Linked DNA regions of Homo sapiens: all the other regions are linked to region 2. Evidence: chromatin contacts called from ENCODE Hi-C or POLR2A ChIA-PET data. All regions are on one chromosome and are shown on one strand. Each heading gives the region's core, a stretch centred on a gene start or an enhancer-like site at or near the end of the contact. The rest is flanking DNA. Distances are from core to core; before and after follow the strand shown.

Region 1 (6,323 bases), core at 1,243-3,742, 320 kb after region 2:
ACTTTTCTCTCCTACTTTCTGTTTTTAAGAACTTTCAAAGGTTGTAAGGATTCAGGAACTAATGAATGGTCATAATCAGTAATTTTTACTAGTGGCCTAATACCATGCAGTTTAATAAGACAAAAAGAAATGTTTATTTAAAAACATTAATTCAGATTAAATTATGAACAATAAATCACTGATATTTTCAGATATGGTCATCTATGAAGGGAAAGACAGTGTCATATGGAAGTGGAAGTGGTAAAATACTGCCCAGGAAAGCCATAAGGAGCATTCAATGAAAAAAAAAAAGTTTAAAGTGGAAAGAATTAAGGCTGATATTTAGGAGACAGTGTCAAATGTAAGCTTCATTTAAAAACTTAGGTGAAGCTGTTAGATGACATACTGTTAGCGGTGGGAAAAGCATCTCAAAGCAGACATCTGTTTGGGGTTTGGGGGTGAGGGTGGGAGCACAGTGTGTTCATTCTCGCAGTGCTATAAAGAAACACCTGAGACTGGGTAATTTATAAAGAAAAGAGGTATAATTAGCTCACAGTTCCGCAGGTTGTAAAGGAAGAATGGCAGCATCTGCATCTGGAGAAGCCTCAGGAAACTTACAGTCATGGCAGAAGGCAACAGAGTATCGAGCACCTCACGTGGCCAGAGCCTGAGGAAGAGAGTGGGAGGGGGAGGTGCCGCCCACTTTGAAATGACCAGATCTCACAAGAACTCACTCACTATCATGATAATAGCAAGAAGGGGGTGATGGAATCTGCCCTCATGATCCAGTCACCTCCCCAGGCCCCGCCTCCAATGTTGAGGATTACAATTTGACACAAGATTTGAGTGGGGACACACAGTCATCCTGGGATTACAGGCATGAGCCACCATGCCCGGCTAATTTATATATATATATATATATTTTTTTTTTTTTTTGTTTGTTTGTTTGTTTATTTGTTTGTTTTGTAGAGACGGGGTTTCTCTATGTTGGCCAGGCTGGCCTTGAACTCCTGACCTCAGGTGATCCGCCTGCCTCGGCCTCCCAAAGTGCTGGGATTACAGGAGTGAGCCCCTGCGCCTGGCCCCACACACAGTCATCCTCAAGTGTCCAGTTGGCCGGATCTGAGTTGCTTCCTGTGGGAGGTGGAGGCTGCGGTGACAGTGGTGCCCTCTGCTCTCCTGTTAGACCCCAGACCTCTCAGTCCCACAGATACTCTCCTGGGCTCTGATTTTCCAACCTGATCATGATACCCTTTTTGTTTTGTTTTGTTTTTGTTTTATCTGAGTGTACCTCTTATGTCACGTTGCTGAATTGACAGTTGTGTCTTCTACCACCTAGGAAAAAATTGCTTTCCAAAATAAAATGAATAGCAACTTGTTTTCAATGGGTCAGAAATCACCAACTACAGCCCATGGTTCAAAGCCTGCCCTGGCCTGTTTTTGTACAACCCCAGGACTAAGAATGGTTTTCACATTTTTACAGGATTGTTACAAAACAAAGAGGAATATGCCACAGAGACCTATGTGACCTGCAAAACCCAAAATGTAGATACCACATGGTTCTTTGTAAAAAAAAAAAAAAAAAAAAAAAGGTGCTGATCTGTGTTCTAAATAGTTTTTGGGGTGGGAATGGGGAGGTATAGTCTGTGTTTTTCTCAAAACAATGACATTTAATTTCTCTTAGAAGCAGATTGAAGATGCATGAGAAACATTTGTACTTTGTACTCTCTTACCTCTTCAGGTGTAATTGGCAGCTGGGGCTTTATTCATTGAGTTTTCATTTATTGAGAGCCTATTGTGAGCTAAGCAGTAGGAATTTTGTTAAATTTTGGAATGCTTTCAGGGAGCCTATAGACTAATGGTGTGAAGGACATATCCATATTCATTAACTCATTTTTTTTTGTCTTATGGATAGATTAAATGGAAAGAACTGAAAAGCATAATGACTGCTAAAAATGTAGTGCTGTCACTGTTAGCAAATCTTAATAAAGCGTATGCCCTTTTTTCTGCTTTCAGTTTGATTTGATTACACCTTACAGGCTTGGTATGATAAGTTTAAAACATATTGAAGGTTTATGTACTTATAAAAACCTCATCATTCCCTAAAGAAAAAAAATCTCAATTTGGTTTAGTGTCATTGTAGTCTTGCTTTCTACATCTTACTAATGTCTCATTTATTTATTCATTTTGCTCTGTCACATTTAGAATGATTTTGATGGGCAAAAATCATGGTAGTTACAAACAGCCCTTTAAAACTATTGTTATACTTTGTTCAGTGGATTCTGGTAGAGGCTTTAAGGTAATTATTTCTTTAAAGCATTGTGTAAATATACCTCCTACTGTAGTGCCCTTGGGAACAGGCAAAATTCAGAACTGGCCTGCTAGCAGTCTTACCAGGGTTATAAAAGTAAGATTATTATATATAAAACAGCATTAACTCAATGCGTGGTGTGTTGCAGCTGGCAAACAACCTCGCTCCCCAGGCTGCTAAATTCGTGGTCTTATGAATGTCTCCATTGCTGTGTTTGCTGTAGCAGGAAGTGGGAGGGTGTTCCCCAGTAGCCTTGACTGTTTACCAATGCACACTCCAGTTCTGTGGAGTGCTGTGTGAGGCATGTCTTCTCTTCCCTCCTGGAGTAGGGAGACAGCCAGTAGTTGCTACCTGCCCCGAGCAGGGTGCTTGCAGATCTTGCCTATGTGGAATCCTCTAAGTGTCTTGGTGAAATGCAGCTGTTTTCAGAATGAAGAGTTCTTTCATTTTCCCTTCTTGCCATATGCCATCTTGCTCCCTTTTCCATCATAGGCTTTTATTTTGCTGGTTAGAGAATTGCATCTTGTCTTGCATCCTACCCAGTCCACTGACTCACTCCCCTCTTGGGTTAATGTTTTCATATGATCTTGCTGTGGGATGACAAGCTTTAGATTTGCAGGATAATGGGCACTTGTGGCTTTTTACTGTAACCCAATTATAGTCTGTGGCAATAATTTTCTTTTAGTTGCCTTTCTGCATGAATCTGGTGGTAGGCTTAAGCTCCATGTGCTGGTACCCTCTGAGCACTAGAGGTTCTAACTTCCTCCATTATTAGTAGAAACACTTAGGTGTCTGAGAAGTATTTTAGGCGACAGGCAACTTTGCTTTGAGGATATGGTCAAAATGAGTTCAAGTGCCTTTGAGGCTGTGAGTAGGTGTAGGTCGTTTGATTCACTCTATTAGCTCTCCATGAATCTCTGACAGCAGGACTGGGGAAAAAGGTTAGTGGGTTAGAGCATTCCTGCAGATTTGATAGCCTATTTCTAAGAGAAATTTGAAAGCTAAATATTAAGCAGTTAACTTTTGTAAATAGACCTGTCTGTGAATTGCTTCAGTCTAAAAGATAAAATTTTGGGAAACTTATCCACAGAAAATAATAAAACTATCTACTTTGAAATGATTTCAGAGAACATGAAGTTTTAGAATATTCTTTGGAAGAGGTAATTAAAATGATGCCAGTGTATTATTTTGGAAATAAAACTTACAGGAATGTTTCACATAGTCATGGTTCACTTGGTGACCAGGGCCTTTTTTACTCTGGGGGGGATTCCTTTCTGGGCTTGAGTTCTTGCTGTGATGCGGAAGTTGGGTGCCCCTACTTCATGAAACTGTACCGCAAAGATGTGGGTGCCCCTACTTCATGAAACTGTACCGCAAAGATGTGGGTGCTCCTACTTCATGAAACTGTACCGCAAAGATGCGGGTGCCCCTACTTCATGAAACTGTACTGCAAAGATGTGGCCTCAGAGCCATGGTTTCTGTCCTGGGCAGGGAGTCTTGCAGCCTGGGGCAGTTTCACCATCTGAGCACAGACCCTGATATAGTTTGGATTTTGTCCCTCCCCAAATCTCACATTGAATTTGAATCCCTAATGCTGGAGGTGGGGCCTGGTGGAAGGTGATTAAATCATGGGGGTCCCTCATGAATGGTCTAGCACCATCCCCTTGGTGCTGTCCTCATGACAGTGAGTGAATTCTCATGAGATCTGGTTGTTTCAAAGTTTCTGGTTGTTTCACTCTCACCGTCTTGCTCCTGCTTTTGCTGTGAGATATGCTTGCTCCCACTTCACCTTCTGCCGTGAGTGAAAGCTTTTTGAGGCCTCCCCAGAAGCCGAGCTATGCTTCCTGTACAACCTGCAGAACTGTGAGCCAGTTAAACTTCTTTTCTTTATAAATTACCCAGTCTCAGGTATTTATAGCAGTGCAAAAACAACCTAATACAGACTGCTTGGGACTGGGCTGGCTTTTTTGGCCTGCTGCCAGCGATGGGCCACAGGTGGGAGACTCACTGAGTTAAGGGCATTAGAACTTGGTGGGTCCTGCTATTGCCTGCTATGCTGTGGAGCTCAGGCTGCACCTCTTTTTACCATGTGGGCTCTTTGATGTGGTAGAGGCGCCTCTGTCCCTCCCCAGAATGTTGCCCTGGAGGCCCGCTGATCACCGTTGGGGCCAGTGCTTGTCTCAGCTGTTGGAGAGCCTGAATATGTGCTTGCCTGACCCAGCTCCACCCAGCTTTCCTTCCTCAATCTGCCTTGCTGGCAGAACACAAGACAGTGATGCTTAGGTGTCCCATGGCCCCACCCATTGTCTGGGACATGGGAGTAGCCTCCTCGTTAACAAAAGCCAAGCATAAATCCTGTTGCCACCACTGCAGCTGCCTCTTTCCTGCAAGTACCACTTCCTGGCCAGGAGATGAACTTGCGTAGCCCATCTGCTGAGACAAGTGCACAATTGCACAGTGCTACGGCAGGAGACAAGCTTTCCATGACCTCAGTTACCATCATCCCTCACCACACCCTGGCTACTCAGAAGGCCCTGAGCCTGCTCACCAGCCTGGTATATTACTACTACAACTGATGTTTGAGAAAGTCACCACACAAAGCCTATCTATAACCAAGGAATTCATACAGTCTTTGACGCTGAAAGCGTCCAGAAGCAAAGCCAAATAAAACTATGCAACATACATTATAGTCACATTCTCAGGGCGGGGGGAACCCTCTAGTCAAAGCAAAAGTAAATTCAAACCAAAAAGTGACAGTTTCTCTAGATGAGAAGGAAGCAGGGTAACAATTCTGGAAATATGAAAAAGCAGGGTGTTATAGCACCCTGAAGGATCATATTAATCTTCCAGAAACAGATCCTAACCAAAGTGAAATGCTTGAAATACTAGTTAAAGAATTCAAAATATTAATTTTAAAGAAGCTTAATGAGATACATGAGAAAGTTGAAAACCAATACAAAGAGATCAGAATATCAATCCAGGATATAAATGAGAAATTTACCAAAGAGATGTTTTAAAAAAATCAAGTAGAATTTCTAGAAATGAAAAATTTATTATAGGAATTATAAAATTGAGTTGAAAGTTTCAACCATAGACTAGACGAAGCAGAAGGAAGAATCTCAGAACTTGAAGACAGGTCTTTTGGATTAATCCAATCAGGCAAAAACAAAGATTCAAAGGAAATGAACGAAGTGTTTGAGAAACGTGGGACTACATGAAACATCCAAACCTATAAAGCATAGATATTACTAAGGGAGAAGAACAAACAAAATCTGGAAAATGTATTTGAGGACATAATTGATGTAAACTTCTTTAGTTTAGCAGGAGATCTAGACCTCCAAATATAGGAAGCTCAAAAAATTCTAAGGAAATATGTTGCAAGGAGGACTTCACCACAACATATAGCCATGAGACTGTATGAGGTCAACATGAAGGAAAAAATCCTATCCACGAGAAAAGTATCTAATCACCTATAAAGAAAATCCCATCAAACTAATAGGGGACTTCTCAGGAGAAACTTAAGAGCCAGAGAGATTGGGTTTCTCTTTTCAAGGTGCTTAAGGAAAAAAAATCTGTCAACCCTGAATTTTGTATCCTGCCAGAATAAGTTTCATGTATGAAGGAAAAATAAAGTCTTTCTCAGACATGCAAATGCTGAGGGAATTTGTCAGTACTAGATGGACCATACAATTAATGCCCAAAGGAGGTCTATACAGGGAAACAAAAGTTTGATACTTGCTATCATAAAAACACACAAAAGTATAAACACTCTTATAAAACAATTATTCAAACAAGACCACAAAGCAACTAGGAAACAGTTAGCATTATGACAGGAATAAAACCTCACATATTAATATTAACTTTGAATGTGCATGGATTAAATGCTCCACATAAAAGATACAGATTGGGAGAATGGATTTAAAAAATAAAAGACAGAATCCACCCATATGCTGCTTACAAGAAAGCCAGAACTAATTGGTAAAGACATACACTGAAGCTAAAGGGATGGAAAAAGATATTCCAGGCAAATGGA
Region 2 (6,755 bases), core at 4,256-6,755:
CGGTGGCTCATGCCTGTAATCCCAGCACTTTGGGAGGCCAAGGTGGGCAGATCATGAGGTCAGGAGTTCAAGACCAGCCTGGCCAACATGGTGAATGAAACCTCATCTCTACTAAAAATGCAAAAATTAGCCAGGCGTGGTGGCGGGCGCCTGTAATCCCAGCTACTTGGGAGGCTGAGGCAGGAGAATCACTTGAACCCAGGAAGCGGAGGTTGCAGTGAGCCAAGACTGCGCCACTGTACTCCAGCCTGGGCAACAAGAGCAAAACTCTTGTCTCAAAAAAACAACAACAAAAAAAACAAAAAACAAGTATAAGGTAACTTCAGTAAATCAACAATCGATTCCTACTGTGCACAAAATGTAGATAAGGGTGCACCAATATATACCAACCTTTGGGTTCTCCACCACCGTTAGGGCTGAGGTTTGTCCAGAAAATGCTATGATTGATATGACCACCACCATTGAACTTCAGTGCAGGCTGAAGAGCTATCTGGGCTGTAACATCTCCTGAAAAGTTAAAATGCAAACACATTTTTTTGTAACTCCTACTTTTTCAACCACTGTATACATTATATTTTTTTCTTTGTAAGCTATTAGATAATGGGACCAGCTTATCTATAACATCCGTTTGTCCTAAAATTCAGCACCCCCCCGCCCCAAAATTATTTGTCCCAGACATGCTGAACAACTGATGAAGGACCTAGCAGAGGTGGAAAAGCTAGAAAATTCACTCCTGGCTGCTAGGCTCAGGGATCTCTTAGATAGAAGAGATTTTAGGAAATGAAACACCAAAGAGGACAATCAAAATAATAGAATGCTAAAATGTATGGCTCAACATACAGACTGTACAGAAAACCTTCAACTCTCACTTTCAAGACAGACGACGATTCATTGGGAAATATCTCCAAGTCACATTAACAAGAAACTCAACATACTCAAAATTGAACTCCTGATGTTCTACCCCAAACTTACTCCTCCTATTGTCCTCCACGTCTCAGTAAATGCCAGCTCTGTCCCTCAGGACATCCTTGGGAACCTGATGTCATTTTTGACTCCTCTCCCTTCACCCCACATCCAATCCACCAGCATATCCATTAGCAAAGCCAGCTCTACCTTTAAAATACATCCAATCTATATAAAAGCACACAGAGAAAAATAAAAGAAAAAAATAAAACACAAGCAGAACCTAATCCCTTCTCCCTAACTCTACTGCCACCTCATTGGGACAGAGGACCAGTATTTCTCACTGCACTGGTGCCACTATCCCCTCAGTTTTGGGGGGTGGGGGTGGGCCTTGCCCCCTCCAAAGGCTCCCCTTCTCACTGGAGCGAACCCTAGGTGTTTACACTCAGCTACTCTTACTACCAAGAGGCGCTGCACTTGACCCCGTCATTGAGCACGTGCTCACGCAGCTGCAGCCTCACTGGCCTTTTTGCACTCACATGACCAACTTGGATGTTCCCCTCAAGGCTAGCTGAGCACTGCTGCCTCTGCTGAACACTCTTCCCCAAGACAGTCTCATGCTGCGTTCCTGTTCCTCCTTCAAGTCTCCACTGAAACATCAACCCCATCAGTGAAGCCTTCTCTAGCCACCATACATGAATTAGCAACTCCCTGCCACCCCTCCCAGACCCTTTACTCCTTCTCAATAGGCCCTGTAACTCCTGGCATACTGCATGGGTACCTTGCCAAATAAGTAGGCAAAATAAAATAGTCTTTTCTATGCCTTCAAGAAGCTACAGACTAAATGAACTATTAATATTAGAAAAAAATGGAAATCCTCTTGTTTAATAAATATTTTGTGCATATTATCCACAAGATACCAAGAGAAGCAAAGTAAAGGACACAGAGACCCACTGAGAGCTTTGCTCTCAAGGAGCTTACATTTTGGAAAAAGTTCTCAACTGCTGTTCTGAAAGTGTACGTTAAGAACATATGTCTGGGCCGGGTGCGGTGGCTCACGCCTGTAATCTCAGCACTTTGGGAAGCCGAGGCGGGCAGCTCTCTTCAGGTCAGGATTTCAAGACCGGCCTGGCCAACATGGTGAAACCCTGTCTTCACTAAAAATACAGAAATTAGCCAGGTATGGTGGCGCGTGCCTATAATCCCAGCTACTCAGGAGCATGAGGCAGGAGAATGGCTTGAACCCAGGAGGCAGAGGTTGCAGTGAACCAAGAACACGCCACTGCACTCCAGCCTGGGCGACAGGGCAATACTCCGTCACAGAAAAAAAAAAAGAAAGAGAAAGAAAAAAACATACATACAAGGCCAGGTGAGGTGGCTCACGCCTGTAATCCCAGCACTTTGGGAGGCTGAGATGGGCGGATCACTTGAGGTCAGGAGTTCCAGACCAGCCTGGACGACATGGAAAAACCCTGTCTCTACTAAAAAACCCACAAAAAGTAGCCAGGCGTGGTGGCGTACGCCTGTAATCCCAGCTACTCAGGAGGCTGAGGCAGGAGAATTGCTTGAACCCAGGAGACGGAGGTTGTAGTGAGCCGAGATCACATCACTGCACTCCAACCTGCGGGACAGACTGAGATTCCGTCAAAAAAAAAAAAAAAAAAAAAAGTATGTCTGACTAGGCACGGTGGCTCACACCTGTAATCCCAGCACTCTGGAAGGCCGAGGTGCGTGGATAGGGGAGCCCAGGAATTCAAGAGCAGCCTGGGCAACATAGTGTGACCCCGTCTGTTTTTTTTAGACAGAATTAAAAAAAAAATTTTTAAAAGGAACATACGTAGACAATGCTGCTTTCTGAAACAAGCTCCAGTTGTTTAGCGATTCAGAAAGGAGAGAACCAACTGATATCTGAATACACAGCTAATCTCAAAGGGTTTTTTAAAGACACCAACTTTTTTTTTCCTTTGTTAGGTTTACAAACAGTTTTTTATAGATCTGTGTTTCCCTTATTAAATTTTCTTGAGAGTCACTCTAAAAATAGATGTAACTTTTCTATTGTTTTTTAATAAATCAATAGTAACTGAATTTTTAAAATGGGAAAGATACATGCTTAATGAGAGATAATTTAATAATCTTAACATCTTACAGTTTGCTTACTCATTTTAAAATTAATAAAAATTGAGGGCTTAATATCTGCTTTTAAGAACACTTTTCTGAAATTCAACATTTTATTTGGTTTCAGTTTAGTTTTTGCCTCAAATAATAATAAAAGTCAAATGCTTTTTGTTGAAAAATATTCATATTAGTCAGTTAAATGTGATGAGATTATGACATTGTTTTATCTTTTTTCCCCAAGTTTTCAAACATGAAAATCTTTTTAATAATTTTTAAAATATGTTTAAGTAAAAGAAAGCTCTGCAGGTACTCAATCACTTATAAACAATATAGTACAATACAATAAAAAGCTTTTTTCCAGTGGGTTGTATTACATAAGTAAGGCTCTGATTCCACAAGTAAAGGACTGAAATTAAGTTGTTTTTAAAATACTGAAGAGAAAGGTTCCTGGTGTCAGATGTTGCCTTACAGGAAGTACTTTCACAACTGGGGTATTCCCCAGTCTCTCCCCATTACATGTTTCCCAAATTTGTTATTTCCTAAATCACGGGGCCTTTTCCCGTAATTCAAGGTTCGTCTGTCTCAAGTAAATCTTCCAGAATGTGGTAACTTCCTCCTCTTTTAATCATTTACTTCAAACACAATCAGGCTGAAATACTGCATTTTTCCACTAGATGCCTCCAGTCAACAAGATGTGACTGTCTAAAAATTACTCAACAAATTTCATAACCCCGAAATTCAAAACATTTAAGGAAAAGTAAACATTTTTTACTACGTAGCTTACCAAGCAATACAGAGAGTCTAAAAAACATGACTATCGATTATCTTCCTTGTGCAAACCACTAACGAATAAATTAAAAAGACAATACTATTTTGTAAAAAACGTTAAAACATAACATTCCCATACACACCCCCAAAAGGCACAGACTCAAAAAGTCCACATACCCCTGGTTTTATCAACCGAGCTCTTGAGAAAAAAAAAAAAAGTTAACAACATATATTTTAATTGCATTACAAATATGAGTAAATAGTAAATAAAAACAAGCCTGTTTCAGTTTCCCACTAAAGGGCTATTTTCCTTGTGAACTTTGACCCCTAAGGGAAATCAAGAAAAGTATCAAGTCTAAAGATCCTGAACTGTTCCACAGTTAGGTTACTGCTTTTTTGGTAACGCACACCACAACGGTGTGCCTCCTCCTCTCCCACCTGAAGTCAAGTGGGCTCAGTGAAGTTTCACCTGCAGGGTAGCTGGGGATGCAGGGAGTCTCCAAGTCCTAGGCTGGAGTCCCGACCCCGTTTGCTCTCAGGAAGATGACAAGGACCATGGTTCCTAGCACGGAGTAGTGTCCTCCTGTCTCCCACCTTCAGTGTGACCTGGCAGTAAGACACCACTCCCACTTCTATCAGGAGGTGACCCTGACACTCAGAGACACCTGCGGACCCGATGATGTCTGGCCACCAGTGGACAGGCGCTCTCAGCCCTCCTGCAAACGGCTGGCACACCTACCTGAGAGACCAAACATTTCCCCAAAGCACATTATACAACAAGAACAATTTCAATTTGCAAAAAAAACGAGTGACACAGTAGAGCTTTCTTTTCAGGCCCTACAATTCACCAGTGCTGGCAATATGTGTAACGGAATGTGGCTCACAACAGTAAGGCAAGCTCCTTCGCAGGACCCCAAGTTCCCTGAGATGACAGAAGTGTGTTCAAACCCATCGAGGCACTCCTTCTACAATGAGGTAGACCATGTGTTTAAAAGAGAGACTATCGTGCCTGGAAAACTCGGAACCGGTACAAATACGAAGCGAGTTCTCCTCCACGGAGAGGCCCGTCCGTATGGGGCCTGGCTCCCTGGGGTCGCCTCTGCCGGGGACTGCCTCCCGCCGCTCAGCCTGGAACCTACCCTTGGCCAACGCCTCCTGGTACTTCTCCTCGGTGACGTTCAGGTTGTTCACGTAGGCCGCGTGGTGCTTGCTGTGGTGCAGCTGCATGATCTGCGCGTTGATGTGAGGTTCCAGGGCGCCGTAGTCGTAGGGCAGGTCGGGGAGGCTGTGCTTCTGCCTGGAGCCCAGATACCCCAAAACCGGAGCCAGCTGCCTGCTGGTGCTGAAGACGAGAAAGCACAGCCCGGTCAGTCAGCGCCGCGGGACCGTCTACGCAGGCTGGGCTGCCGAGGAACGGCAGCGCGCGGCGTCCCCCGAGTCCCCGCGTCCCCTCCCTGCGGATCCCCGCTCCAGCCGCCGCGCCGGGCACTCCCGGGAGAACCGCCTGCAGGTGCCCCGGTCCCGCCAGGCCCGGTGCGGCCACTGTCGCCATTGCCGCGGAGGCCCTGCCCGCCGCGAGCCCCTTCGCCCTTGGGGCCGTGACCGGGTCCCCTTTCTTCTCACCCGCACACTGCCCGGCTCAACATGCTGCTAGTGCTGGTGCTACCGCTGATGCCGCCGATCTGCTGAAGCCGCTGCCGAAGCCACCACAGCCACGAGTGCCGCTCCTGCGCCGCCCGCGGGCCTTAAGAAAGCGCGGGGAGCAGGGCCGCGACCCCAGCTGCGCCGCAAGGGCACCGCCGCCCCGCCCCCCCCCCCCGCGGGCCCCGCCCCGCGCCCGCCGCGCCCAACCCCGGGGGTGCCCTGCGTGCCTGTCCCGCCCGCCCGCGCTTGCCGTACACCCCGCGCCCAGGGCACGGGAGAAAGGAGGCTGCAGGCTAGCCTCGGCCTCGGCAACCTCGCTGCCTGTCTGCCGTACTTGAGTGGCGCGCGGCCGAAGGGAGGCGGCCCCTGCCCCCGTGGAGTTGGTACGGCCCGAAGGCCCTGCCTCCGGCTCCGCCCCTGAGGGTGCCGGCGGGGATCTGGCTGCACTAGGCGGCTGCGGCGCCTGCCCCTGAGTTTTGGTTGCGCTGCCGGGGGGCCGCGGGGTCCAGAGGCCTCACTGCAAAAAGACATTCATACCCTCCCAGGGCCCCCGTGGCCGTTCCTAGGGAAGACGGGGCCTAGCTGCTGGTCAGCGCCGCCCAGCCGGCCTATGAGCTGAGGGTAGAGCCAGCGCCCTTCCAACCCGTATTCAGTACTCTTGCGCCGTACCCTTGCTTTGCAAGTAAGCCGACCTTGGGACCTATTCCAGGACAGGAGGCACACAGACTTTGTCCCCACCGGCTGCCTAAGAACAGTTCTTGGACACCCACGACGTGCCCGAGACTGCAGGCAGGATTTGCACACATTTATCTTTATTTTTACCCCTAGGGTTGGTATTATTGATTCTAGTAATAGTGAAATCCTTTGAGGTTAAGCAGCTTCTCCTGGGCACAGTTAACTGAGTCAGGACTAGTTCCCACCTTCCTCACTACTAAGCCCTGGCAGTCATGTTTTGTGTGTTTACAGTAACTCTGTGAACCAACTGTTCAGGATAACATAAAAGGACAACAGAGGATTCTTTCCTGCGCTGTCTTGTAGCCTAGTAAGCTGTTAAGTATCAAGTGCTCTCTCAACAGTTAAACAACAATCCTGAATGGTGTGAATCTTCCATGTGTAGAGGTTAGGAAATCTACACTGCCATTGGCGGGAGTTGCCCCTTTATTGAAAAGAATATGATGGAAGGTAGCAGGTGCTGAACCGTTTCCGTTGCTTCTTGCAACCCCCGTACAGCCCTCCGAAGGATGACTAGGCTTCCGGTAAGTGGAATGGGAAAACAGTCAGGCGAAGAGGAACCACCTGAACTTGGCTTCACAACAGGAAGGGCT
Region 3 (6,541 bases), core at 1,532-4,031, 370 kb after region 2:
TTATCTGGAGAACTGTGGAAGCCTGTCCCGTTGTCAGAGTGGAAGGTAGGACTGGGCCTGTCCCTACAAGTCATTTTAAATGTATAGAGTAGCAGACGTTCTGAACGATGCCTTAGATATGAGACCGTGTGATAACAGCCATAGCTGGGGTCATGAGACACACGCTAGGGGGAGGATAATTTCTTTTCCTTGAGCTTTTTTTTTTACTGAAGCATATTGCTAATTTCACGAGTGACATTTTCCTTGTGTGCCTGGATTGATGGGATTTTGGCGTCTGATGCTTGAAGACACTAATGTGGGGTTTGGTTTTGTGTTGTTTGATGAAGCAAGTCTTTATTCGGGGACCTAGACTTTCCTAGAAAGCTGTTTGCCAGGCGATTTGTATTATATATAAACAAAATCATGTGGAAATGGCTTTTAATGCCCATTTATAGCTGGTATTTACCTAACCAAAAATTGTAAAAGTTTTTTTTTTTTTTTTTGAGACCGAGTTTTGCTCTGTTGCCAGGCTGGAGTGTAATGGCGCCATCTCGGCTCACTGCAACCTCTGCCTCTTGGGTTCAAGTGATTCTCCTGCCTCAGCCTCCTGAGTAGCTGGGACTACAGGGTGCCTGCCACCATGCCCAGCTAATTTTTGTATTTTTAGTAGAGACGGGGTTTCACCATGTTGGCCAGGATGGTCTAGATCTCTTGACCTAGTAATCCACCCGCCTCAGCCTCCCAAAGTGCTGGGATTACAGGCGTGAGCCACTGCGCCCGGCCATTTGTAAAGCTTTTTGCTTGAAAATGTGAATGCGTGTGTGGTTGCAGTTGCCCTTCACTTCTTCCATGTTCTTGAAGGGGACAACTGTGAGGTGAAAGACCCAAGGCATGGCAACTTGTATGACCTGAAGCCCCTGGGCCTCAACGACACCATCGTGAGCGCTGGCGAATACACTTATTACTTCCGGGTCTGTGGGAAGCTTTCCTCAGACGTCTGCCCCACAAGTGACAAGTCCAAGGTGGTCTCCTCATGTCAGGAAAAGCGGGAACCGCAGGGATTTCACAAAGTGGCAGGTACCATTGTTTGTCGTTTTCCTTTTGTTGCAAAGGAATGGAATTAAAATATTAAAATATTTTGCTGAAGATGAATTTTCCCTTGAGTCAGAAACATGAGTGTTCTACTGTAAAAAAAAAAAAAAGCATATTAATGATATTTCGGATTTTGCTTGATTTTCTTAAACAGAGTACATACTGAAGGATGTTGGTAGAGCATGTCTATTTTATTCTTAGTTAGCCATGCCAGTTACTGACTCTAAGGTCATATTTCTCTTCTTTATTACAACGTTGGGACACAGTGAGCTAGCCAGTGTTGGATGTTCTGGGGTAGTACTTGATAGCATTGAGTCACAGGGAATGCATTTAGTACGAGGTTTGGCTGTAGAAATTACAGGGCACGCTGTTGGTCATTCATGCTGTTTCAGCAGTTGGGCAAGATTTAAATACATTTAGGAACTTGTAAAAATGAAGTCAAAGTAGCTGGTGGTGAGTACGTGGACAGCCCTCAGGCACAGTGGAGAAAGTGACATTCCCTTAGGTGATGAGGCTAAGGAATGCCTCATGTCATCATACACGGGTCAGTCTGTGACGTTGCAGCAGCCTTGGACAAGGGGAAGCCTGATTTTATTCCCAAAGTGTAATGTGACAGGAGTGCATGGTATGGTGCTGGGAGGCCAGGGATACTTTGTCTCACACTCTTCAGGGTGTGTGGTGTCACATGTCTTAGGCTAAGTTTGACAGCCTAGGGACCCGAACCAAACCTTGTTTAATGTTCTCCTTCTTTACAGGTCTCCTGACTCAGAAGCTAACTTATGAAAATGGCTTGTTAAAAATGAACTTCACGGGGGGGGACACTTGCCATAAGGTTTATCAGCGCTCCACAGCCATCTTCTTCTACTGTGACCGCGGCACCCAGCGGGTGAGCATGTACCGACGGCCCTCAGCGGGGTCTTCTCCCCACCCTCAGGCTGCTGGGATCATATTAGAAAGAATCTGTCCTCAGATCTCATCAAATCTCCTGGTTAACTGAGTTTAAAATAACCATTTACAGAAAATATGTTGAAACTTTCATCAGTTAGTATTGATTTTCATGAACGTAACCATTCTTTACTATTTTCATTCTTAAAACTCAAAGTATAAACTAAAGTTTTGCATTCTCACTTTTATATATGTGCCTCTTAACTTTTTTAGCCAGTATTTCTAAAGGAGACTTCAGATTGTTCCTACTTGTTTGAGTGGCGAACGCAGTATGCCTGCCCACCTTTCGATCTGACTGAATGTTCATTCAAGTAAGTCCATGGATGTGTTGTCTCTTTTGGACAGACTAACTTGGTATGATTTTGCTTTAATAATTAGTGGTCTTGGGTGCAGGGGATTAGATTAGTCAGTTAATTTACCTAGGACTCGGTTTGCTCATATTAAAATGAGGAGTCGGGCTAGGTTAACTCTCAGCTCCGTCACCACCTGGAGCTGCTGTGGTGACTGCATGGGGAAGGGATTGGAGCTGAAGCAGAGAGTGGACCCCTGGCACTCTTGCGTGATCCACATGTCAGTGAGCAGAGTGGGCCAGGAGCGGTGTGGTGACCCCTGCGATGAAGGGAGGTCTTCGTTGCATGTGATCGTCCACAGAGCTGCTCTCAACAGCTTTGCCAGATCGCCCTCTGGACACCTGGGGTCCCATCCTTAGAGATTTTGGTTTTGTGGGTCTGCGGTTCTGTTTTTTGGAGGGATGCCCTGTGTTCTGCCGTGTGAAACACCCAGTATGAGCCACTTGATCACTGTTGACTTTCCTGGGGGAAAGTGCAGGTGATTCTGTTTCCTTCCGGCCTTTGTCCTGTTGTGTCATCGGTTATTTATGTAGGTGAAATCATCATTTAAGTTTTAGGAACGTATGTAAATGCAAGCATTTAGTAATTTATGTTCAGTGACTTTAAATCATAATTTTAGTAACCTTACCTTTTCCAGTTAACATTTTGTAAATATTTTCATGTGAAACAAATTTGTTTCTCATTTCTACTGGATGGGAAATGTCCTCAGTAGATATCCCCAGTTCACTTAGCAGTTCTCTTTCTGCCATGTGAGGCTGCCTTCAGTTTTCTGATATTTATATACAAGGAATAAAATTTTGATTTTCTTTGCACATAAAGCATTTTTCCTAGAGATATGTGTATGTGTGTGTGTGTGTGTGTGTGTGTGTGTGTGTATATATATATATATATATATATATATATATGTATTTTTTTTGAGATGGAATCTCGCTCTGTCACCCAGGCTGAAGTGCAGTGGCGTGATCTTGTCTCACTGCAACCTCCTCCTCCCTGGTTCAAGCAATTCTCCTGTCTCAGCATCCCTAGTAGCTGGGATTACAGACACCACCATGCCTGGCTAATTTTTGTGGTGTTTTTTTTTTTTTTTTTAATGAGACAGAGTCTTGCACTGTCGCCCAGGCTGGAGTGCAGTGGCGTGATCTCGACTCACTGCAACCTCCGCCTCCCGGGTTCAAGTGACTCTCCTGCCTCAGCCTCCCGAGTAGCTGGGATTACAGGCGCCCGCCACCACACCTGGCGAATTTTTTTGTATTTTTAGTAGAGATGGGGTTCCACTATGTTGGCCAGGCTGGTCTCGAACTCTTGACCTCGTGATTCGCCCGCCTTGGCCTCCCAAAGTGCTGGGATTACAAGTGTGAGCCACTGAGCCAGCCTATTTTTTGTATTTTTAGTAGAGACAGGGTTTCACCATGTTGGCCAGGCTGGTCTTGAACTGCTGACTGCAGGTCATCCTCCGTCTGCCTTGGCCTCCCAAAGTGCTGGGATTATAGGTGTGAGCCACTGCGCCCGGCCTTCCTAAAGATATTTTTATGCTAAGTTTTTAAAAGTAGAATTAAATCAGAGGAGAATTTTATAATCTCATAATAAAAGTTAATATATGTCTATTGTAATTGAGAGTCCAAAAATATTAATAGATGAAATTACCCACCCTCACCTCTCCCTCCCCAACCCCTAGCTTCACTCCACTTTTTACTGTTTCTTCTTGTGGTTCTTTTTGGAACCTTCTATAACTCTAAACCTCTGTTTGTCAGCTTCTAATGGTGTCTGTTGACTCTCTTTTAAAAGATGAAAGCTGTCCTCACCTGTGCTGTTCTCCTCTCCTCTTTCCTCTGCCTTGGCTTTGTTAGTTCTATTTCTGTTTCTTCTGTTGACTACTTTTAGAGCATTTGGTGATATTCACTAAGCTCTGTTCTTGTCCCATCACCTTCAGGCAGCTTTCCCTTCCTGCCACCTGCCCCTGGTTTGGGCACTCCTCCTCTCGTGCGTGCAGTACTGCAGCTGCCACTCCGAGGTCTCCTTGCCATGTCCCTTGTCACACGTTTGGTTAGTCCCACACAGTAATTAGAATGATCCTCTTGAGATATAAGTCCCACCATGTCGCTCTTGCTGAAACCTTCAATGCAGTGAGCGCCCATCTCATTGGGACCTACAGGCTGAAGTTCTTCCTCTGATGGACATGACCCCCGTGTTGTCTCTAATAACCTCACTTTCACTCTGTTCCAGCCACACGGGGTTTCTGTCTTTCTCGGGTCATGTCGGGCTTATGTGCCTCGGGCCCTTTGCTCATGCTGTTCTCTGCCTGGGATGCGCTTTACTGGGTGCCAGGATGGTCAGTGATTCCATTTCTCTCAGAGTCTATTCACAGGTCCCCTTCTCGGTCACGCCTTCTCTGGCTCCACTGTCTAAAATTTCAACAGCTGCCTCTGCCCCCCGAACTTCATATCCCCCTTATCTGCCTTTTTTCCTTCAGCTCTTACTTCCATCAAATACAGTATGTATTTTTAAAAGTCTTATCTTGTTCACGGTCATTTTCTTCCACAGGTAATTTTGGTAAACTTTGTAAGATTGATGATGTTTAATACTGTTTTGTTTAATACAGTACCCCCAGTTTAGCACACAGCTTTTGAATGAATGACCAGTTTTTATTCCCCTCTGAAGCGCTAAGAGCTGCCGCTGAGGTGGCATCTGTAGCTGCTCCCGTTCCTGCTCCGTGGTGGCAGAGTGTGTGTCTCACTCACTGTTAATATTGCTCCTGGCATGGGGTTGGTTCCCAGTTACTGTCTGTATTTGGGATTTGTGTAGTTAGTGAACCTTTAGCCTGTGCAGAAAGGTCAGCAAGCCCATTTTAATTTCAGAATTTCAGTAACTGCTGGCGGCCTTGGTTTTAAACAACAGGTGGCGTGCGGCTGCCCCGGGCATGGCCCCTGCTGTGTGTGCTCCTAGCATCTTGGCTGCTTACCTTTGTCACCAGCAAGTTCCACTTCTCAGTGGCCTGAGCACAGACGGCACGCACTTTGCAGACTTGAGTTTTTCTGTTAAAATTTAAATTTTTTTTTAAGTGAGCCTAATAGTTTCCTGAACTATTATGTTCAGGGAAGTTATGTTGTTGCTGATTCTGATGGGGGGTGTGTGTGTGTGTGTGTGTGTGTGTGTGTGTGTGTGTGTGTGACAGAGACAGAGAGAAGTCGAGTCTAAAGTTCTGTCAGGCTTAGACTATGCCTGAATACTTGAACGTTTCTAGACAGAGTGCCCAATGTTTAAAGAGAATACGACCAAGCCTAACTAACTGCGGGTTTTCTTCTTTTCAGAGATGGGGCTGGCAACTCCTTCGACCTCTCGTCCCTGTCAAGGTACAGTGACAACTGGGAAGCCATCACTGGGACGGGGGACCCGGAGCACTACCTCATCAATGTCTGCAAGTCTCTGGCCCCGCAGGCTGGCACTGGTGAGAGAGGGCCTCCTCGTGGGGTGGTGTTTGCAGTGAGTGTATCACAGGCCAGCACTGGTGAGAGGGGGCCTCCTCGTGGGGTGGTGGTTGTAGTGAGTGTATCACAGGCTGGCACTGGTGAGAGAGGGCCTCCTCGTGGGGTGGTGTTTGCTGTGAGTGTATCACAGGCCAGCACTGGTGAGAGAGGTCCTCCTCGTGGGGTGGTGGTTGTAGTGAGTGTATCGAAGGCTGGCACTGGTGAGAGAGGACCTCCTCATGGGGTGGTGGTTGCAATGAATGTATTGAAAGCTGGCACTGGTGAGAGAGGGCCTCCTCGTGGGATGGTGTTTGCAGTGAGTGTATTGAAGGCTGGCACTGGTGAGAGAGGGCCTCTTCATGGGGTGGTGGCTTGTCATGAGTTTATCAGGGAAGATCAAGTAGGATGGGGATTCTTTGGAGGCGCTTTACTCTCTGCAGCATGGACGTGGTTCGGCCGAGAAACAGCAGGACGAAGAATGATTTAAGGGTGTTAACAGTTGATCCCTAGTATGGCCCAGGGTAAATCAGTGCTGAGGACTGCTGGGAACATGATAACCCTTTCTGAACATGAGGAGATGAAGATATAATAGATAGAAATAATAGCCATGGTGAGGAATCCTTCTTAGCAGGTAGAAGATGGGGGGTGTGACGTGGAGGTCTTGGTGTGTGCCTGCGTATGTTGAGAGTTGTATGGTCGGTCCTTTTGTGA
Region 4 (6,663 bases), core at 3,834-6,333, 400 kb after region 2:
TAGACACAGTGACAGTCTGATCTCTCTCTCTTTTCCCTACACTCCCCAGCAAACAGCTACCGGACATCCAGCATCATATTTAAGTGTGATGAAGATGAGGACATTGGGAGGCCACAAGTCTTCAGTGAAGTGCGTGGGTGTGATGTGACATTTGAGTGGAAAACAAAAGTTGTCTGCCCTCCAAAGAAGTTGGAGTGCAAATTCGTCCAGAAACACAAAACCTACGACCTGCGGCTGCTCTCCTCTCTCACCGGGTCCTGGTCCCTCGTCCACAACGGAGTCTCGTGAGTGCCTTCCCAGTCCACCCGCGGCGCCACACCCTCAGCATGTGAACTTCAGACTGCTTGACGATGGTTGGCTCTTTTGGGTTCTCAAGATGGGAATACTATGCCCATGTGAGGCTGATGGTGGTTGAGTTGTGACTGTTCCTGGAAGCAGCCCGCAGTGTCAATCCTGGCACAGAGGGTGGTTCTGAGGTCAGAGTGGGGGCAGGAGCTTTGGTGACTGGAAACGGAGCCTCTGGAGCTGGAAGAACCTGGGCGGACTGAGTTAGGCTGGGTTTGATTTGCGTTTGTGTGTAGCTCAGGTTGTGGGAGGCGTGTGGGTTTTCTCGGGTCTTTGGCAGGAGCTCCTTAGGCTTTGCTGGCTGGGGTCAGCCCATGGTCCTGACCACTCTGCGTGGGGAGCGCCCGCTTGGCCAGGTGCTCCTGCAAGACATCACCGAGGAGCAGGGGCATGGACTCACAGGGTTTAAGTGGTTCTAAGTGAGGTGGGAAACTTGCCGAGATTCTAGCCACTGCCTCTCCCAGCCCCGGAGCCCTTCTTTCTACTGTACCACGCTGTGTCCAGGGTGGCCGCAGGTGTGGACATTCCACTCCGCGTGTGTCTGGTTGGTGAGCTCCCTTCTTCAGTGAAGACTTCTTTTGCCCTTTTTTTTTTTAATTGGAAAAGCTATTTTAGTGCTACATTCAGTGATGGAATGGAGCCCTTAGTTATCAGAACCTTTCTCTGAAAGTAAAGTGAAGAGCCCTCCTGTGTCAGGGCAGAGACGTCACTTGCATGCCTTTTACCTGCCCCTTTGTGTCGTTTTCTAGGTACTATATAAATCTGTGCCAGAAAATATATAAAGGGCCCCTGGGCTGCTCTGAAAGGGCCAGCATTTGCAGAAGGACCACAACTGGTGACGTCCAGGTCCTGGGACTCGTTCACACGCAGAAGCTGGGTGTCATAGGTAAGGCCTGTGGGTCCTGGTCCTTGGTTCAAGGAGCAGCATCTGAACCGGGAAGGTGAGGGTGTTCTCAGGATGGCAAGGAGAGTGAGCATGTGCTTTGGTGGAAACCTCCAGATATGATTGCCTGTCACTGTCTCACAGGCATTTTGGCTCTCCTGGCACATTAAAATAAGTGCTGCTTTGTATTATATGAGACTGCAGGTCCTAGTCTGTGTGTTTAGAGGGGTTGGGCTATCTCGGGGAAGTGCGTCTATCCAGGAGGAAGTCTCAGAATGTTCAGAGTTCCTCTGAAGTTCACGTTCTAGCTGTAGATCAAGTGCCTAAATTGGCATAAACACACGTGTTTGTTTAGGAAAGCCAAACAGTTGCATGAGGACTTGGTACAGGTAGTTCAGAGGTACATCTTTGTAAAATGTCTTAACAATTTTTCACGGGAAATTGATCTTGTACTTGGTTGCTGAGTGAAAGTTGTTTTCTTTCATTATTTAAAGGAGGAAAATAGAGGTTTCTTAGTAAGAGCAATTAGGATTTGTTGGAGGGACCAGTAAAGGAAAATATTCACCTTTGCCTCTTAGGCTGGAGTGGGGTTTCCCGAGTTGTCCTGATTCAGCCACAGGGCTACTTCAGATTAGCTTGAGATGTTGAGATGGAGAAAGAGAATTCCGAGAAAACTACTGCCACCCTTGATAAAAATCACACACAGACTCTGCAGGTTGGTAGGTGGAGGGAGAGCTGCCATACAGGAAGTGGCGCCCAGACCGCCAGCCTGAGACCCGCCCTCCCTGGGAGGTTCTTACTGCTTTAGAGGTCAGTTATTGCTGCCACTCCCACACTGCCCCAGAAGGGGGAAGGAGGGAAGGTCGTGGAGGGTTGCTTTTTCCCCTGTAATCTTGCAGTATATATGGATATTCGACTAGTCTTTCCCCAACTTCAGCCAACTGAAATGACTAAAACACTTAAGGCTTCCTAAAAGTTTGAGGCAGGAGGAGCAAAAGAGAGTAGTGAACACAGGGGGTGACATGGAACTAGATCATCTGACTTCTTAGCGGTGACCTGCAGGCCACCTCCATTTGGAGAGCACCATTTTGCAAGTCCAGCCTCGCCTGGCGGGAAGAGCTCATGCTTTCTCCTGGGACTGGCATTTGGCATCCTGAGCACCTGCTGACCGGAACGAGAAATAATCTGGTGTCTGACACCAAATGAGCTCTTAATCTTTGGCGCCAACAAGACAGCATCTAAGGACAACCACGGTGCCCCCATTGTCCGCTTAGGGAATGGACCCCTGTTGGGGTGGGAGGTAGACTTTTTGTTTTCAGAACCAACATGTCTCAAGCAGCTGTGCTTAATATATGTTTAATCCCCATCCACTCCATGGGGCAGCGTTGTCATCCGTTTCACAGGCTGGGCCCCTGAGCCGAGGAGGTTGAGCCTCCTGCCCAATCAGTAAGGGCTGTCTACACTATTAAAGTTTTTTCTTGTTTGATCCCATATGCCAGAAGTTTTAAAAATTTTCCGTAAAACAGTGGAATTCTTTTTTCCAAAATTTTACACAGAAGCCCAATATTTAAAACAAATTCAGCTGGAGCAGCTTTGAGTTTGGGGCAGGCCTGAGAGCCTAGAGTCCCACCTCCCACCTCACCATCCAGCAGCCCTCAGTACCTCAGCCTGTGTCCTGTGGAAAACACTCGGGAAGTGAGCACTGTGCCCATGTTGCCTCCACCGCATGCCCCTGCCTGGAAGGATCTGTGTGTGTGTGGTCAGGGTGGAAGGCACCTGCTTCCCCTGGACACCCTGCGCCATGCCCTGGAGACATCATCTGTCCATGCAGCCAGGCTGGGCCCAGACCGTTCCCAGAACAGCCCCCTGCGCAGCCACAAGCAGCCTCTTGGTGGTGGCTTGAGAGTTGGAACCTGGCGGCCATGCTGCCCCAGTGATACCTGCAGCTTAAAGCATGTACTCACTTTTCTCTCAGACCCTGCGGGTTCGAGGGCTCAGGTTTTTCTTTTAATGGGTCACTTTTAAAAGCAGACAGTGCTCGACTGAAAGCTAGAAGACCCTAGAAAACCACAGTTGGTTTCTGTTTCTGGCTTTTCACTTTTTCCATTCTGTGCTCTGTTATTACTGGGAGGCTCACATGAGGGTACCTGTCAGGAAAGCACCTAATATGATAGAGAGAGTTTACACAATTGGAGCGATAATGAAGGCTGCCATTACCCGGGGTCCCACTGTTCACATGAGTTTGTTGGGCACTTTCTATACATGCCCGAAACCTGCCCACTTTGGACAGTGCCCTGTTCTGCAGGTAAGGCCCTCAAGGCTCAGAAGCTCAGCAACCCAGGGCCACAAAGTACGGGAGTAGGAGGGTTTGGGTTTGACCCCAGGTCTTAGGCTGTGACAATTGTGCAGTGGGCCAGGTGACCACCCCTGAGTGTGGGAATGCAAGAACAGGTCGATAAACCTTTAGGGAGCCCAAAATTTATTTTCTTCTGGCCTTTAAACCAGATTTTTACTCCTAACATTGAAGCTTTGTTTGTTTGTTTTTTGTTTTTGTTTTTGAGATGGAGTTTTGCTCTTGTTGCCCAGGCTGGAGTGCAATGGCGCCATCTCGATCTTGGCTCACTGCAACTTCTGCCTCCCGGGTTCAAGCAATTCTCCTGCCTCAGCCTCCTGAGTAGCTGGGATTACAGGCACCTGCCACCGTGCCCGAATAATTTTTGTATTTTTAGTAGAGACGGGGTTTCACCATGTTGGTCAGGCTGGTCTCTAACTCCTGACCTCAAGTGATCTGCCCTCTTTGGTTTCCCAAAGTGTTGGAATTGACAGGTGTGAGCCACTGCGCCTGCCTGAGGCTTTTTATAATGCACTAGAAATAATGTCAGTTCAATCATTTGTGTGTTTCAGGTGACAAAGTTGTTGTCACGTACTCCAAAGGTTATCCGTGTGGTGGAAATAAGACCGCATCCTCCGTGATAGAATTGACCTGTACAAAGACGGTGGGCAGACCTGCATTCAAGAGGTCAGGAGACTGGGGGCTCAGAGCGGGACTGTGCAGTGAGCATACTGGAGGGAATTCCTCCTTGGGGTTTTCATGGGCAGGTTTTGGCTGAGTCTTAGGAGCTCAGGGCCAGAGCCGCTGATTGTGCTGTATTGGGCGGGGCTGCTCCAGGCAGGGAAGACCTCCAGATACAGTGCTGAGACACTGTTACAAGACCAGTGCAACTTCTCTGGGCTAGCTTGTCTCTTGAACTAGGTTTAGCACTGGCTGAGCAGTACTTAACTGACCTCTACCTTTGAATGTCATAGTAGAAACAAAGGGGCGTGGATTTGTCCCACCCGAGGTGTTCAAGCAGCCTGGCTGGGACCCTCGAGCAGCTGGGACCTGCATCTGGACCTGGGATGTGCTTGGATTATATTCAAGTTTTCCCGGCCACATTGCATCTGGTGCCAGGGAGAGCTTGGCCAACAGAGGGTGCATGTGAGCTGCTGTTTGTGAACAGAACTGATTCCTTCCAGACGCTGAGTTTGGAAAAGGGGTGACTCAGAAATTGCCAAAGGATTTATGAATGTATGAGTCTGAGAAGCTTAAACAAAAATCTAAAAATCTAGGAGCAAATTTTCCAGGTTTTGAATGTTGCACGGTTTACAAATTTTAAAAAATTTATATTGAATGCTTGCCTGCTTTGTCACATTACTGATGTGTGCACCACAGTCATCTTCCCTGTCCATTGTGGTGATGAAAAGAAGTGAGTAAAATAACCACCCTCGCTCCGAGCTGCCGTCAGTGTTGAGTCGGGAAATTCTGCCTAGGCCTGCGCAGCCCGGGGAGTGGGGGCCTCGGGACCCAACTGAAGTCTCGCAGCACCTTGACTGAAAGCCAGTGAGCTGCTTCAAGGGCTCCGCAGTGTTCATTGTTTTGCAGTCTTCCCTTATGTCTGGCTGGGGAAGTGACTGTAGCCTGTGCTTCCCTCCTCCTAGGTTTGATATCGACAGCTGCACTTACTACTTCAGCTGGGACTCCCGGGCTGCCTGCGCCGTGAAGCCTCAGGAGGTGCAGATGGTGAATGGGACCATCACCAACCCTATAAATGGCAAGAGCTTCAGCCTCGGAGATATTTATTTTAAGTAAGTAAAACGTTTTCCTTCTGAGCTGTGAAATGTGTTCAAAATTAAACCAGCAATGCCGCTCTTTCCCTATCGGGGAGCACTGCAGGATAAATAGGTCTGTGTTTTAGTTACTGTTGCTGGAGTCATCGTCATCTTTTGCTTAAACTGAGGAAAAGCGTTACTCAATCATTAAGTTTTAACACCAAAGATGGTGAATTCTCATGAGTGTAAAAATAAATCCCCCGTCCTTCTCCCTCTCTTCATGATAATCTCAGGGGTTGAAGCCGAAGCCTTCTGACATGTTTGAGCAGGAATCTTCTGGGCTTACCAGTGTTTAGAAAATAAGTTTCTCAGCAGTGTTACTGGGGCTGCTCTTGGGGGTGGTGGCCGAGGTGCACAGACAGGGCGAGGGCCGTGTGGTGCTGGATACGGCACCTGAGGAAGGTGGATTAGCACTCAGAGGCCAGAACTGGTTGGGGAGAAAGCCTCTTGAGAGGGAAACTGGTGTCCTCAGAATTGCTGTGGGGTCACAGACGTGCTGCCCTAGCGTGTCCGTGCTTCCTTTCCCTAGGAAAGGAAGCATCCTGGGGCCCTGCAGTGATTCTGAGGACTGAGGGTTTATGTCATGAATGCCTTCTTGAAGGACTTCCATGTCACTGTGATCTTTTCTGTCTCTTCAGGCTGTTCAGAGCCTCTGGGGACATGAGGACCAATGGGGACAACTACCTGTATGAGATCCAACTTTCCTCCATCACAAGCTCCAGAAACCCGGCGTGCTCTGGAGCCAACATATGCCAGGTGAAGCCCAACGATCAGCACTTCAGTCGGAAAGTTGGAACCTCTGACAAGACCAAGTACTACCTTCAAGGTAATCCGTGGCTTCCCACAAAGTTCCACATTTAACTTCCTCCAAGGAAGGGGATTAAAATTTTCAACTAACTCCCTTCAGTTGAAATCTCGGACCACTTTTAAAACAAAAACCTTGGTCTAATTCTTTACTTTGTTATGAATTTCTTGACAGTGGATTGAGCGATACGTGTCAGAACTAAGCATTTCACTGTAGGCAAATTGTGTCTTAGTTATCAAGTAAATGTACAAAAAAACTAAAACCTGGTCTGATCCAGTGGTTCTGAGGTTGGGTGGAGGCTGAGCTGTGCACAGTCAGAATTGCCTTTGATTTGGTTTTAACCATGACACTTCCTTATTTTGGAATGCCAAATAATATTAGAGAAGGGTAAGAGATTTTATATTTGTAAGAAGGATGAAAGGAAACTGGCCTAAATGTTAGGATGTAGGTTAAAATCAACCAGGACGCACATAGGGCAGAG

What was found. Hi-C counts contacts between places; a loop is a spot of excess contacts on that map. ChIA-PET counts read pairs that join two places held with the same protein, here RNA polymerase II (POLR2A). Pooled maps may share reads with other maps.
Region 1: a loop to region 2 is called in a map of naive thymus-derived CD4-positive, alpha-beta T cell, with 5 times the contacts of the local background. The contact joins the enhancer-like site here to the promoter of SOD2 in region 2. A Hi-C loop is called at or near these places in 3 of 168 maps with a recorded cell type or tissue (CD4-positive, alpha-beta memory T cell and naive thymus-derived CD4-positive, alpha-beta T cell) and 8 of 50 pooled maps. POLR2A ChIA-PET finds 5 or more read pairs at or near these places in 5 of 52 experiments (CD4-positive, alpha-beta memory T cell, activated B cell, activated T-cell and 2 more).
Region 3: a loop to region 2 is called in a map of gastrocnemius medialis, with 2.5 times the contacts of the local background. The contact joins the enhancer-like site here to the promoter of SOD2 in region 2. A Hi-C loop is called at or near these places in 2 of 168 maps with a recorded cell type or tissue (gastrocnemius medialis and naive thymus-derived CD4-positive, alpha-beta T cell), 9 of 37 single-sample maps with no recorded cell type and 7 of 50 pooled maps. POLR2A ChIA-PET finds 5 or more read pairs at or near these places in 1 of 52 experiments (H1).
Region 4: a pooled map shows a loop between it and region 2 (2.8-fold over the local background). The contact joins the enhancer-like site here to the promoter of SOD2 in region 2. A Hi-C loop is called at or near these places in 2 of 37 single-sample maps with no recorded cell type and 3 of 50 pooled maps. POLR2A ChIA-PET finds 5 or more read pairs at or near these places in 2 of 52 experiments (T-cell and activated T-cell).

What each region holds. Positions count from the first base shown.
Region 1 is chr6:160,011,864-160,018,186 of GRCh38, forward strand. All of the region lies in intron 4 of IGF2R (insulin like growth factor 2 receptor), which reads left to right. Among named protein-coding and RNA genes, the nearest start is that of AIRN, 7.4 kb to the left of the region's middle. Within about 2 kb of position 2,493, at least 4 of the 41 ENCODE cell types and tissues checked have a DNase peak (open chromatin) inside an H3K27ac peak, as active enhancers do.
Region 2 is chr6:159,687,736-159,694,490 of GRCh38, forward strand. SOD2 (superoxide dismutase 2) reads right to left here and starts at 5,506. Exons shown (of 5, transcript NM_000636.4): 1 at 5,410-5,506; 2 at 4,926-5,128; 3 at 391-507. The coding sequence starts at 5,432. RefSeq lists an enhancer at 4,749-4,818 and silencers at 5,189-5,368, 5,569-5,858, 6,539-6,708.
Region 3 is chr6:160,062,575-160,069,115 of GRCh38, forward strand. It overlaps IGF2R (insulin like growth factor 2 receptor), which reads left to right. Exons shown (of 48, transcript NM_000876.4): 26 at 1-45; 27 at 841-1,056; 28 at 1,827-1,957; 29 at 2,230-2,327; 30 at 5,675-5,811. LOC124901451 (a long non-coding RNA gene) reads left to right here and starts at 6,328. Exons shown (of 2, transcript XR_007059841.1): 1 at 6,328-6,440. Within about 2 kb of position 2,782, at least 4 of the 41 ENCODE cell types and tissues checked have a DNase peak (open chromatin) inside an H3K27ac peak, as active enhancers do; they include gastrocnemius medialis, where a contact is called at or near this core.
Region 4 is chr6:160,083,901-160,090,563 of GRCh38, forward strand. It overlaps IGF2R (insulin like growth factor 2 receptor), which reads left to right. Exons shown (of 48, transcript NM_000876.4): 40 at 50-284; 41 at 1,095-1,231; 42 at 4,133-4,247; 43 at 5,207-5,353; 44 at 6,016-6,203. Among named protein-coding and RNA genes, the nearest start is that of SLC22A1, 35 kb to the right of the region's middle. Within about 2 kb of position 5,084, at least 3 of the 41 ENCODE cell types and tissues checked have a DNase peak (open chromatin) inside an H3K27ac peak, as active enhancers do.